Linked DNA regions of Mus musculus: region 2 is linked to region 1. A link is a loop called in an ENCODE intact Hi-C map of the cell type or tissue named here. Cell type or tissue: gastrocnemius. All regions are shown on one strand.

The links. Hi-C counts contacts between places; a loop is a spot of excess contacts. Peaks named below come from ENCODE experiments on the same cell type or tissue, not always from the same donor. Only the 100,000 strongest peaks of a DNase experiment are listed, where the experiment ranks them.
Region 2: a loop joins it to region 1, with 10 times the contacts of the local background. A loop is called at or near these places in 5 of 42 quality-filtered maps.

Annotation. Positions count from the first base shown.
Region 1 is chr5:102,823,757-102,827,756 of GRCm38, forward strand. All of the region lies in intron 3 of Arhgap24 (Rho GTPase activating protein 24), which reads left to right. Among named protein-coding and RNA genes, the nearest start is that of Gm30396, 190 kb to the left of the region's middle. In gastrocnemius, no CTCF peak of the experiment used is centred here; a DNase peak (open chromatin) is centred at 2,008; H3K4me3 peaks cover 371 bases; H3K27ac peaks cover 1,017 bases.
Region 2 is chr5:102,768,277-102,772,276 of GRCm38, forward strand. The region is part of intron 3 of Arhgap24 (Rho GTPase activating protein 24); the gene reads left to right. Among named protein-coding and RNA genes, the nearest start is that of Gm30396, 140 kb to the left of the region's middle. In gastrocnemius, no CTCF peak of the experiment used is centred here; DNase peaks (open chromatin) are centred at 281 and 709; H3K4me3 peaks cover 3,152 bases; H3K27ac peaks cover 3,643 bases.

The sequences.
Region 1 (4,000 bases):
GGAAGCTAAGATGTTTACATTTAAGATTATCCTTAAGTGTCTGCTGAATTAAAGTTTGCAAGGAACTGGATTTTGTTGGTGAGTGATCTTTTGCCTCACAAGACTCAAAAGCAGGTTGGTAGGGAAAAAAATCAAATTACAAATAAATAATTGTTGTCTTTAATTGTGGAACCAGATTGAAAATTACCCTCAGGGGAATGAAGACTTTCCAAAATTAGTTCCTTGAGGGTTTTTTTTCTTTCTTTCTTTTTTTTTTTTAACTTAATAGGCTCAAAGCAGTCTGTAATGCAGCTAATTTGCTTTTTATTCCCACTAGGGAAATGTGGGGGAATTCTGAGGGAGGTAGACAGGGCCCTGATCCTCAGAAAACATGCTCATACTTCTGAAAAATATTACCAAGAAAGAAAGGCAGAGAGCTTCCTGCCTCAAGATCTGAGTTCTAGGCCCTGGGTCCACATAATGGAAGGAGGGAAGTAACTCCCGAAACGTATCCCCTGACCTCGAAACGTATCCCCTGACCTCCACAAGTGCACCATGGTGCACACGCACACACACACATGTACACACACACACATGTACACACACATGTACACATACACACACACACGTATGATAGATAGATAGATAGATAGATAGATAGATAGATAGATAGATAGATAGATAATAGATAGATAAACAGATACTAAGGAAAGGGGCTAAGCATCTAACATTATTTTAATAACAATAGATAAAAAGGAGTTTCAGGGGCCAATTTGAATGCTTTATGTCACGTAGGTCTATTGAAAGCTAAAGACCTTATACAGATTATTTCATTTAAATAGAACAGATTTTCTTCAAGTCCTCCTGTTGGTATCAATCGTTGGGAGTAACTAAGGTTGTATAATTAAGGCTTACAGATATGTCACATTAACATCCATGTCCTCCTTTCCCCACAGTTTGTCCTTGGTCTGCCCCTACTCCCTTGTTTCTGCCATCCCTTTAAAAAAATACCATCTTTGGATATTGTCTCAGACCCCCCCAGAGCTCCCAGGGACTAAACCATCAACCAAAGAGTACACATGGAAGGACTTTTGGCTACAGCCACATATGCAGCAGAGGATGGCCTTATCTGGCATCAATGGGAGGAGAGGCCTTTGGTCCTGTGAAGGCTTGATGCCCCAGTGTAGGGGAATGGCAGGGGGTTGAAGTGAAAGTTGGAGCGATTGGGGGTTGGGGGAGCAACCTCATAGAAACAGGGGGAAGGGGGATGGGATAGGAGGTTTGCAGAGGGGAAACCAGGGAAGGGGATAATATTTGAAAGGTAAATAAATAAAATACACACACACACACACACACACACACACACACACATACACATACATATATATAAGAGGCAGGTTCCATTACCAGCACCACATGGCAGCTTACAACTGTCTAGTCCAGTTCTAGGAGATCCATAGTCTCTTCTCGCTTTTGTGGGTACCAGGCATGTATACAGTACAGAAACATGCACACAAGCGAAACAGTCAAATATGTAAAAATTTTAAAGTCTAAAATAAAAGACTAATGATCCCTATTTTAAAAAAAGTAAATAAATAAGTAAAGACTTAAAAATACCACCTTATAATCAACTCCCCAAGATTGGTTGAAAATGCAGAATCGCCACACTTGTGTGTGCTCTGCACCAGCTGTGTGTTCAGCTTCATTAGAGCATCAGTTTTATGTTCCATAAGCTCGGGTTGTGCTCTACTCTTTCAGTGTTTCTTCCATCCGAGGCGCGTTCTGCCTCACGGTGTAAACAAATGTGGAGACTGTCAGAACCAGTCCAGTGACCCAAGACTCAGTAAAGCAAAGGGGAGAATTTTTGGGGCCCGGCTTCAGTACGCAAATATGGAGGGGTGTGGGCAAAGGAGAGTTTCTGGGGCCCAGCTTCAGTACGCAGATACGGAGGGGTGTGTCTGCCCAATTTCTTTCCAGCTTGGGCTCACCTTACTTCATTTCACGGGACTGTCACTTGGGTGCCAGTTAGTGTGCCCTGGATGTCTGCCAAGCAGGAACTGAAATGAGGTCGCCAGCTTATTTTATCTTTGCACAGGGCTCAGCTAAGCTGTCTTTAACCTGGTACTAGAGGTTGAAGGTTTTGTGTAGCTGAGAATTCGTGTTACTTGCGTGAGCCTCAGAGAAAATATGCAGGCTTTGTGTTGTGGCTGTCGTTTCTTACTGATCAAATAATAATAATAGTAATAATAATATTATAAAATAATAATAATAATAAAAGCTCTTACCAATATTTCAGAATTCTGACAACCACTCTAGCACACAGAGCACACATTACAGATTTTTACAGCGTAATCAAACCTTCTGATGAGGAAACCACCTAAGGGTTCTGCTAACTGTGAGAACCCTGACATCCTACAGGAAGTGGGGGCACACCGGGCAGAAATGGGGTTTCAAAAGAAGGTACCAGGGCTTGACAATCTCCCAGGACCAGGACCAGGACCAGGACCAGGAGGGATTCTTAATGCTGGCATTGATATGGAAATTAAGACGAGAAACCAGAAATCATAATTCTGCTTTCTTTTAATATTTTGTTCATTAGACATTTTATTAACTTTAAAATCATTACTGAAGATGTGATTTATCTTGCTGAATCTTCCAGTGCTTCCTAAGGTTTATACCACCTTAGTCTTAACTTGACAAATTGGCAAACATCAAAAGTCAGAGGAAATCATTGTACACCCAGAATTTATCATCCTGGCCAGGCATAGTGATGATGCACAAGCCTGAAGTTGTATCTGAAGGCTCTGGCAAGGGGAGAGTTTGAAGACAGCTGACGTACCTAATAGTACTCTATCTGAAGAAGCCGCTGGTAAAATAAATAAATATTATCTATACAGACCTCGTGTGTTATGCACATAAATAAAAATAGGCCTTTAAGTTTCATCAGTAGAGTTTCAAAAGTTTTTGAAATAGGTGCCAGTGGACGCTGCAGTTCTTGGCATCACTGGAGAAGAATAGTACATTGATCACTGAGTCATCCATCTATAAAGTGGATTCAGGAACAAAACGTTCGTTATCATCCGTATTTCCCCAGAGACACCAAGTCAGTCTCCTTTACTTTAACTCATTCTGTTCCCTAGAAATCAGCAGTACATTTTCATTATTTCTATTTTAATTTAATTTATTTATCTGTGTGTGTTCATACGTGTACACTGGTGCCATGAAGCACCTGCCATAGATCAGGGGGCAACTTTGGAAGTCAGTTCTTTCCTGGCATCGTGTGGGTTTCGGGGATTGAACTCAGGTGGCCAGCCTCCAATGGCAAGTGCCTTTACCCACTGAGCTGTCTCCATGGCCCATTTGTTCTAGTTCAAAGAGATAAAATGTGTTTAAAAGTTCTGGCAGGAAGGTACAAATGAACAGAGAATGTGGACTGGCCACATAGAGAACAGGCTTGTTTCATATTCATTAGAAGCAAAATGAACAGAAAATTAAATCTGATTTGCATAAGATCTTGCTTGCGCAGACATCTTGCTGCAAAACAAGGGCTCAGCCTTTTCCAGGGCTCCGACTCCTACACTGGCCTTTCAAATCACTGCCTTTCTCCTTTACCACCATTAATATATTCCTAGAGTTAATGCATCCCTAGGTTCCAAGGAAAAGGAAAACCCTCCTGGGGCCAATTTATCATTTGATATTCCCGTAGCTGACAAGAAAGCCTGAACAGCCAAAAAACCTAGCTCATTTTATTAAAAGTTTTACATTTATTTAAAATCTCAGCATGTCTTTCTCACCTAAATCACTGTGTGAAAGCTAAGCAGATACATGCAGAAAGGGGTTTTGTCTTGATGCTCTTCAAAGATCAACTACTTTGCTTTTCCAAAAAACTCATGTGTGTGTGTGTGTGTGTGTGTGTGTGTGTGTGTGTGTACTCGCACATGTGCACATGCACGTGGGTGCACAAGCATGTGATAGCATTATGCCTGCATCTTTGTGTGCAGGTTCACATGTATGTAAATGT
Region 2 (4,000 bases), 55 kb before region 1:
GCATCAAAGCCCATATAGCTTGAAAAACAGAGGTGTCTAGTTAATTAGTGTAACTACACGGATGCCTGCCTGCCAGTGGTGTGTGTGTGTGAGAGAGAGAGAGAGAGAGAGAGAGAGAGAGAGAGAGAGAGAGAGGGGCAGAGAGACAGAGACAGATAGAGACACACATAGCCAGAGCAAGACAGAGAGAGGGAGGGAGAGCTCCTTGCTTGAAGCATGCCCCTGAGTTGGCTGATTGGCCCGATGCCATTTCAGAATCTCAGCTTCACTGTTCTCTGACCTCCTATTGTCCCAGCTCTGATTTATGGGACTTAGACTCCCTTCAAAGGCAAGGTGTCTGGAGTTTAGGGTCTTTACTTCTCAGCCCCTCCTCCCCCTGCCCCCGCCCATTCTGCTTGTGTTCACCTTGCAGTAACCTTGCAGAACTCAGCATTTTTTTACCTGGCTCAATAGCCGGGGACTCCACAGAAGCAGAGAGAGAGAGAGAGAGAGAGAGAGAGAGAGAGAGAGAGAGAGAGAGAGACGTGGTTTCCATTCCTGGGTGATGGAGTCATGGGAGAAACTGCATTGAGCAAACGAAGTGGGACCTGAGCCGGCTCCAGTGTTCACTAAGCCGCTCAGGGCAGAGCAGCTGCTGTCTCTCCCAGCCTGCATCTGTCACTGACCACTGAAGTGTGTGTGCAAGGTGAGAGCGGGGGTTTTTCTTTAATTTGGAAGCAAATTGCCAGGTATTGCTGTTGATTGTGCTTCATAATTGGGGGGGTCCGTATATCACCACAAATTCAGGTCGTGGATTGCGCGTGGCTTTATTTACGCCCTTGTTTGCCATCAGAGGCCATTCTGCTCTCCACAGTATGTGTCCGGATCATGGCAACAGATTCGACAGGGAGCTAGCTGCTTTTCCTCCCCACAACGTGGTCATTCAGTGTTGTCCCCTTGAATCCTTCTGTTAATCACTGCTACCAAGTGTCATAGCTGTCCTTGTACAGGTTCAGTGCTAACTGAAAGGTATGTGAAACTGATTTAGTGAAAGTCTGAAATAATATTTTTTTAAGTTCATGATGTGATGTATTCTTTGTTTACACACATGCGGAGCACTGAAACTTTCTAAAGTGGAGTCTCCTAGACAGAAGTAGTGTGGGGTTTCTATGTATTTGCTTATCATCATAAAACTACTTGGTCATCTGTGTGTTGTAGGGTGTGAGGTGTGTGTGTGTGTGTGCTGGCGCGTGTGCTCCTGTGTGAATGTGCATGATAGCACATGCTTGTGTGATTTTAAATATCTCAGAACCAAAAGAAAACCCAATAGCTCTTGTCCTCTGATGTGCTTCTCATTAACTGAACAGCGTGTAAGCTGTTTTTATGAGGACATCGAAATTGTACAACTTCAAGTGTTGTGTCTGCTGGATAACGCAGATACTGTGTGAGCTTGTGAAAGTGTGTGGGGCACATAGCACACATCCCAAGTTCCAATGACAGGAACTAAACCATGTGCTTGGGTAAACAGATGGCTCTTAATCCTTAGCCACTTCAGCATGCTAGCTACTTAAACCAAAACTATAAAGTGTATGAAGGAGGTGTACCGTTTTGTAGCAACTAAATAAATATATAGCATATATTCAGTCATAAGTCACACTTCAGAAAAGGGAAAGTATAGCATTCAGGTTTTGTCTAAGTAGGATTAGAAGCAAATTAGGACGGCTGACTAGGAAAGGGCACTGTACCAACTGAGGAGCACTTAGAAAAGAACCACAAAGCACCCTACCCCCTCACATGTTGCACTTCGAATTGAAAGAACAGTGTCATTCCTAAGGGAATTTGGGGTGAGCAAAAAGGAAGCCAAGAACAAACATTTTTAATAAAATATGCTGTCACCCTGTGGAATGTGTTTGTCTGTGCTACTTAAGTAGGATTCTGGTGCAAAGAGTAAGACCATTAACATAAACACCTTTATGTTCTTCAGGATTAGTTTACATGGAGGTGGACTTCGAAAATGAATAAGGTGAAGATGTTTGATTAGAATTCAATTCGTATGAAAGTTACTTAAAACAATCAACAAGTAACATACAATATCAAAATGGTTGTTTCTCCTGTTGTTGGTTTAGCAGAAATGTTTGGAAGCCCCAAGCTAAAATGTTACCTGGTTCCACGTTCATAGGAAGTGCTTCAAGCCTTGAACACTCTGTTCATGGCTTCTTGGTTTCAGAATCTAAGATGCTGTGAACCGATTCACAGGAATAGCAGGGCTCTACCATCTGCCTGATTTCCAAGTGAGTTGGAACAGCACATTTCCACGTCACAGCTGCAGGATGAGGCATACAGAGGATCAATAATGGCTGTTCTCGTCTTGAACCCTTGACTTGGCTGTGTGTCTCCTGCCACAGTGCACAGTTTGGCTCCTTTGTTTTAAGTGCTTAGAATGACTTTAACTGCATGAGGGGGAATGACGTTCTTCTCCCTGTGATAGAAAGCCAGGAGTATGCATAGCTCTCTAATGACACTGGGCTCGGATGTCCAAGTTTGGCCCACTTGTACCCTTGCTCATCTTTCATGTAAAAGGTTAGGCGGTCGCCCTGGACGAGACATAATCAGCCCGAGCCAAGGAGAAGGACCTTGGGTGGTGTCTGTGTTTATTCTTATGTGACAAGCTGACTTCATGAAAACAGAACCAGAAAGTTTACATATTAAAGGCCCTGGTCTCAAAGTATACAGCCTGTTCAAATACATTTACTCTGATGCAATTACACTCCCTTAACTAAAACTTTTAAAATCATGAATCTTAGCATGCTGCGGTTTTGCTTCCACTGCTCGTACTTTTAGAGTTGTTTTTTTTTTTTTTTTTTAAATCAGGGCTTTAAAGTTACTACTACATCCTTCACTTATTAAATGACACTTCTTTTGATTTGTATCATGGAACAAGCTACACATCAGTGAGAAGTCAGCAATGTTTTATCCCTGAAGAGGAACCCTAACTTCTCAGAGGTCAAGTGACCTGCTCACTGCCTGAGCAGGAAGTAAGGTGAGCAAGGGGAAGACAGAGATTCACGGTCAGTATGCACGCGCTGGTTCTCTGTTGTGCCTGGCATGACTGTTATACATATGGGGCCTGTAAACCTAGACGCATTCTCTCCACTGACTGACTCAGTGCGTTGTTAAGTTGAGTTGAAGACCATGTGGTGTGTGGAGGTGGCTTACAGTCTACGTAGTATCTTTGCTCTGGCACTCTAGTCCCTAGCTTCTACTACACTCATCAGATTCCTTCAAGGGAGTATAGAGTCCCACGGGATAGGGGTCTTGTGCAATTCTCCTGAGGCTCACTCCTGGGCTCCTTAGATAGGCCTAAATCAGGCAGGAAAGGGATGCACGGACAGAGAGTAAGAGAAGACTGGTTCCTTTGGTAGATTTTGAGGATATAGGAGATTGGAAGGTGAATTAGGAAGAGGTGGGGCTCAAGGCTGTACTGTGGTGACACAGACTGAACACATTTCTTCCATATCTACTTAGAAGACCTTTCTTTGGAGAAAGAGCTCCATAGTGCTCAGGATACCCTCAGACATGCTTTGTACGATAGGGCAGCCTTGAATTTGAGGTCTTCTTGCCTCCACCTCTGGAGAGCCAAGATTACAGCCAGGTGACATCATTTTCTGTGTATGGAGTTTGGGGGTTAAAACTGAGGGCTTTTTGAATGCTAGAAAGCATTTCAGCAACTGGACTGTATCCCTGATTTCCAGCCTTATTTATCTTAAAGTCGACGTCTTCTAAGTAAGAAGAAAGGATGGTTGCCAGAAGATTGTAACTGTGGTTATCATCATAGGAGGTATCCAAGGAATTGGAGGTTCCTTTTCAAAATGCCTAGGACTGTGACTGAAGTTTGGTTTTTGGTTTTGGTGGTTGTTGTTTTGAATTTTGGCATATTTGTATATGTATGACATTTCTTGAGTGTAGGGCTCAGCTGTAGTCATGATGGTCATTTTGCTTTCGTGGTTATTTTATGATTAAA